Linked DNA regions of Homo sapiens: region 1 is linked to region 2. A link is an interaction called in ENCODE POLR2A ChIA-PET data of the cell type or tissue named here. Cell type or tissue: K562. All regions are shown on one strand. Links, peaks and the distances in the headings refer to the core of each region. The heading gives the core; the rest is flanking DNA. Region 1 overlaps BTBD10 (BTB domain containing 10). Region 2 has its middle 11 kb from the start of LINC02989.

The links. ChIA-PET counts read pairs that join two places held together with the same protein. Peaks named below come from ENCODE experiments on the same cell type or tissue, not always from the same donor. Only the 100,000 strongest peaks of a DNase experiment are listed, where the experiment ranks them.
Region 1: POLR2A ChIA-PET joins it to region 2 with 8 read pairs; 2 of 35 experiments call an interaction of 5 or more read pairs at or near these places.

The regions. Positions count from the first base shown.
Region 1 is chr11:13,421,947-13,424,750 of GRCh38, reverse strand. All of the region lies in intron 2 of BTBD10 (BTB domain containing 10), which reads left to right. Among named protein-coding and RNA genes, the nearest start is that of BTBD10, 40 kb to the left of the region's middle. In K562, for the core only: no CTCF peak of the experiment used is centred there; no DNase peak of the experiment used is centred there.
Region 2 is chr11:12,096,004-12,098,807 of GRCh38, reverse strand. No RefSeq gene overlaps it. Among named protein-coding and RNA genes, the nearest start is that of LINC02989, 11 kb to the right of the region's middle. In K562, for the core only: no CTCF peak of the experiment used is centred there; a DNase peak (open chromatin) is centred at 1,352.

The DNA.
Region 1 (2,804 bases), core at 236-2,735, 1.3 Mb before region 2:
TGGTTTCTTGGGTTGTTTCAGACAAGAGTATGAACTCAGCCCTTGTTATTCTATCTTGGCTGGAAATAGATATTAGGGCTAATCCAGTCTTCATGTCCTTACCTATCCTTAGTTCATGAATTTCAAACTCTTCAATGCAGCCTGAAACAGAGCTTTCCCCTCTGAACTTGCTCATCCTCATTTTCTTTTGTACATATTAACTATTTTTGCCTTTAAAGTGATTTCTTAATCTGAAAGTATTGAATTAAATATAGTAGGACATAATTTGTCTTCCATGACATCTGATTTTGAAGGTCTGATTCAGGGTTCAGTCTATATGGGAATTAAAAGAAAATATGAAAGTGTATTATGACACCTTTTGAATTCGTTTAAAATCTAAGTGGTTTAGAGATGAAGCCAATGTTTTAGCAGTGTCTAGTCTTTCAGCTACAGGGATGTCTGGTGAAAACGCTTTTTTAATTACTCAGTCTGCTTGGCCCTTACTCAAACTGAACATTTAGCTTGTATTTGTCTTACTCGTTGTTGTGCTTGTACCTTGTCCATTAAATTACCAGACTCACATTTAGATAATGTGCTTTCTTATAGTTGAAAATGATGAAAACTTAGCTGCCAGAATAATTTGAAGAGTTATTTTTTCTATATATGATCTTTGTTCTATTTAATGTGGATTCCTTTTTTTCCTACTTTAGAAAACAAGCCAGAAATTCCAGTATTCCTACTCTAATGATTTTTTAAAAACATAAATGCAGTAGGATCTTTTGATCTGTTTGAAAGAAAAGATTATGTTCTATTGATGCAGCTGTCCTCTAATTTTTTTTCACTAGAATGAAGGTGGGAGTAGAATTTTTCTCTGTAGGTTGATGAGAAACAAATAACTGATAAAGGCTGTTAGGTTGCCTTTATTTCCTTAGAAGTAACTTTCAGGATAAATACAAAGTCAACTTTATCTTCTGTCCTGGTATTCTGTTATAGCAAGGTGATGACTGATTTTTATAATGAAAGAAACCACCAAAATAACAAAAAATATTAAAGCTAATAAAATCAACCAAAGAGATGACCCGGAGACACTGAAAGATTTTGTTTTCTGAATCACGAAGATTAGATTTTAACTCGTGTGGTTTTGCTAAAGGAGAGCAGTATAATATTATGAAAGGGGCACTGGAATGACTCAAAAGGCTTAGGTTATAGTGTTATTAGCGTTTCTACTAAATGCTGTGTGACCCTGAGCAAGTCTTGCAGTTTTGAACTTTAACATCCTCATCTGTCATAAACTAAATAAACTAACATTTCATGAGTAATTATGTCGTGCCAGGTACGTTGCTGGTCAGCTTACTTATTATAGTTCATTTAATTCACCTATTCACCTTAGAAAATAAATAGAATCTACATTTTACAAATGAGAAACCTAAGTTTCCAGAATATTAAGGATCATTCAAAATGCCAAGCAATAAGCATTAGAGGACAATTTTACTCTAAAGCCATGAACTTCCTTCTGTTTCTAAAAAGAACTTTAATATTTTTGAACCATATTATATGCTAACAGTAAATTTCCAAATTGCCTTAGGTCTGGCTTTATTATTTTTATTATCATCAGTTTTCTTATTTGCAGTGTACTCTAATTATTGAAATTTTATCTATTTGTCAGGGCCTGGACACTAGTGATACACTAGTGGCTACTCTATAGCAATGTCTTTTTTCTTTGAAATCCTAAAGCATTTATTATCTGATACCCATTTAGTAGTTACATATTTGGGAACTCTTTAGTAGTTTTATATTTGGAAGTTGGGATAACTCTTGAATTGTTTAAAGTTCTGCATGTTTATCTATTATTGCTACACTTAGAAAACAAGCTCCTGAGGAAGCTTCTTTCTGTTGGCATTTAGCATAGCATTGTGCATGTAGTATGTGTAACTTAATACATAATTGTGTTAAAATATTCTGTAAGCTGGACTGTTTTAATCAGCATTCTGAGTTATTCACTTCTGGTGGAGAAGTTTATTATATATAAGATATTTTAAAGTTTTAAAAATTCTGTGACTTTATGTAGTCAGAGTAGGTAGGTTTGTTAGGTTTTTCAGAGAAATGCTTTTCTTTTTCTTTTTTTTTCCTGAGACAGAGTCTTGCTCTGTTGCCCATGCTGGAGTGCAGTGGCGTGATCTCGGCTCACCGCAACCTTCGCCTCCCAGACGATTCTTGTGCCCCAGCCTCCTGAGTAGCTGGGATTATAGGTGTGTGCCACCACACCCAGCTGATTTTTGTGTTTTTAGTAGAGACAGGGTTTTGCCATGTTGGCCAGGCTGGTCTCGAACTCCTGACCTCAAGCGATTCACCCGCATTGGCCTCCCAAAGCGTTGGGATTACAGGTGTGATTCACTGTGCCTGGCTAAGAAATGCTTTTCAGAAAAACTTTAAAAAAAAAATCATAGTGTTTTGAAAAGGCTCAACTGAAAGTTGGTTGATTGAAGTTAGCATGTAGACTTATTTTGTTTGGCAGGGAGACCAATTTCTCTGCCCCATTCCTCAGTTTTTTAAGAGTTCCAAAAGCTCTTGCCTTCTCTTCTTCCCCTACAATGAAGGAAATCAAAAGAACATCTGAATAACATTTAAGATATCTGAGTGATCTACTACTATTATTACTACAACTTCTACTAACTCATATGTTAGTTAACCTTTCTAAGCTTTAGTTTTCTCGTTCATAAAAAACTGAGTTCAAGTATGTGATCTTCAAAGACACGTTATTCCAGAATTTTTAAAGCCTACAAGTTTGAGGTAAATTAGGTTTCAGAATTAGAAAGTAGCATTTG
Region 2 (2,804 bases), core at 229-2,728:
CTATCATATGGGCACTGGAATTCCAGCTGTCTCCCAAATTCCAAATTCATGTTCATCTGCCCTTGGATGTTGCTCCCTGGATGCCTTCAACACATCTCAAAGTCAGCATGTCCAAAGTGCATTGTCCAAAACCCTCTTAATGATCTATATTCCAAATCTCACTGATGGTATCACCATCCACCCCATTTCCCGAACTGGAATTCTTAGTGGTTCTTCTGTGGTTCTGTGGTTTCTCTCTTTGTCTAAATCTTCTTTTCCAGTTGGTTAACAAATCCTTTAAATTATAGTTCAGACACATCTCTTGAATCCCCTCCCCACTATTCATCCCTATTGTTGCTGTCTTAGTTTAGGTTCCCAATATCTCTCCTCTGAACAACTACAATTACCTTTTTAAAAGAGACTGAGTCGCATTCTGTCACCCAGGCTGGAGTGCGTGGTGCAATCATAGCTCAATGCAGCTTCAAACTCCTGGGGCTCAAGTGATCGTCCCACCTTAGCCTCCTGAGTAGCTAGGACTACAGGCATGAACCACCACATCCAGCTAATTTCTCTCTCTCTCTCTTTTTTTTTTTTTTTAATACATAGGGTCTCGAACTCCTGGGCTCAAGTCACACTCAGATTGCTCCTTCCTACTTTGCTCTCCCTAGCCTTTTCAAGCAAACCTCCATTTTAGCATTTGTCACAGTATGGTCATTTACCTGTCTCCTATCCTCTTGCCTTGGCATGCAAAGCACTGGGATTACAGGTGTGAGCCACTGTACGCAGCCTATACACCTTTTTTAAAAATTCATGACCAGGCTCATGCCTGTAACCCCAGCACTTTGGGGCCGAGGCAGGAGGATGGCTTCAGCCCAGGAGTTCAAGATCAGCCTGGCCAACATAGCAAAATGCCATCTCTATTAAAAATACAAAAAAATTAGATGGGCGTGGTAGTGCACGCCTGTAGTCCCAGCTACTCTGCAGGCTGAGGCATGAGAATCGCTTCAACCTGCAAGGCAGAGGTAACAGTGAGCTGAGATCTCGCCACTGCACTCCAGCCTGGGTGACAGAACGAGACTGTGTCTTAAAAAAAAAAGAAATAAAAAAAAGTTACATGTTTTCTCCATAACTGGCAGAGTGGCATCTTAAAATACAAAAGTCATGTTATCATTCTCCTACTTAAATACCTCTACCTCCTACAAAATACAGCAACTCTCCTCTGTCTAGCCCTGACTACCTCCTCACCCTCATCTCCCTGCAGGATCTGTTACAAATCCTCCATTCTCTACCACGGCCTTCTAGATGAGACTGCCTCCAATTTCTGGCCCCAGAGGTGGGACACATGACTAGATTAAGCCATCAGCAGTCTCCACCTCTGTGGCCCCAGTCATTGGCTCAGGCCCAAACCAGAGCCAATGAAATGCAATGCTAGGTTTTTGAGATATAAGAACCTCAGACCTCTTCTTTGCACTGGATGTGAGGGAAGCAGGAACAGAGATTGGAACTGCTGCATCTTGCAACCAATGGGAGACTTAGAATGCAACCATCACTGGGAAAAAAGGAAAACACTATCCTGATGACATCTTTTGAGACCTGGATCAAACCCTTTCAGGAACCATATAGCCTTTGACCATCTTTTAAAAATCTAATGTAAGCCAATACACAACTCCCCTCCTTTATGGTAGATGCATCGGTGCATGGTAGACGCAACTGGCAGTGATAACTTAAGCATACCCTGAGAATGACCCTGTGTAACAGACGCACCTGAATGTGTGTTTAGAGTTCTGAGCTAAGGAATCCCAGAGTGGCCAACCCGGAGACTCATTCCTTATCTATGAGGAACATCTGAGTGCCCCCAGCCCAGCCACAATTCCATACATGGGATCCAGGCCCTTTTGAGGGGTTAAATGCAGTTTGTCAAGTGGAGGTTGTTAGGGGGAGGGTGTTAAGTGAAAATGCTATGTAAACTGCATGGTTTCGCAGCAGTGTGGTTCTTCTGCCCAGTCCGCCACCACTGGACTCTCTCCCCTGTTTGTGAGCCCCAGTAAAACCCTATGTCTCGTTTGCTGGCTCTGGGTCTCTTCTTCAGCCCCTTGAGGCTGGTGCCATCTCTCTGGGAGTTGATAGGGGTTTGGCACAACACCTTACCCACTTCATTTTCTATTCTTAAGATAGTTTAAGCTAGGCTTTGTGTTGTTACAAACCAAACTCCCTACTCATTACCCTTGAAGCCAGTGTTTCCCAAATGTTGCTGAACATTAGAATCACCTGGAGAGCTTTTAAATCCAACCGCCATGTCAATTAAGTCATAATATCTTGGGGTGGGAGGCAGGAATTGGTAGTTTTGAAAGATCTCAGGTGATTCCAATGCATGGTGAAATTCGGGAACCACCGCTATGAGCAAAGTGAGCTGCTTCCTTTGGGCTTCCCTAGCCCCCTGTCACCTATTTACCAGAGCTCTTCTTATGCTATATTGCAGGCCTGCCTCCCATTTTGGACTCTGACCATGTCAACAGCAGACTCATGTCTTTCTCTTGTCTTGCACATGGTAGGCCTCCAGTAAGTGTTAAATAATGAAGAAATGAATGAATCAATAAATGAGACAGGTCCATGCAATGTTCTTGTGTATTTTTTCATTCAAGGTACCTTGTAATGGGCATAAGGCGGGGAAAAAGGTCTCAGAGCATACCTTTGCCCAAATCCTGGTGATCCAGGGCAAATACTTTGCTGTTCAGTGCCTCCTTGTCCTCATCCATAAAATGTAAATAACAATAGCACTTACATCACAGTGATGTTGTCAGGCTTCCATAAGTCAATATATGTAA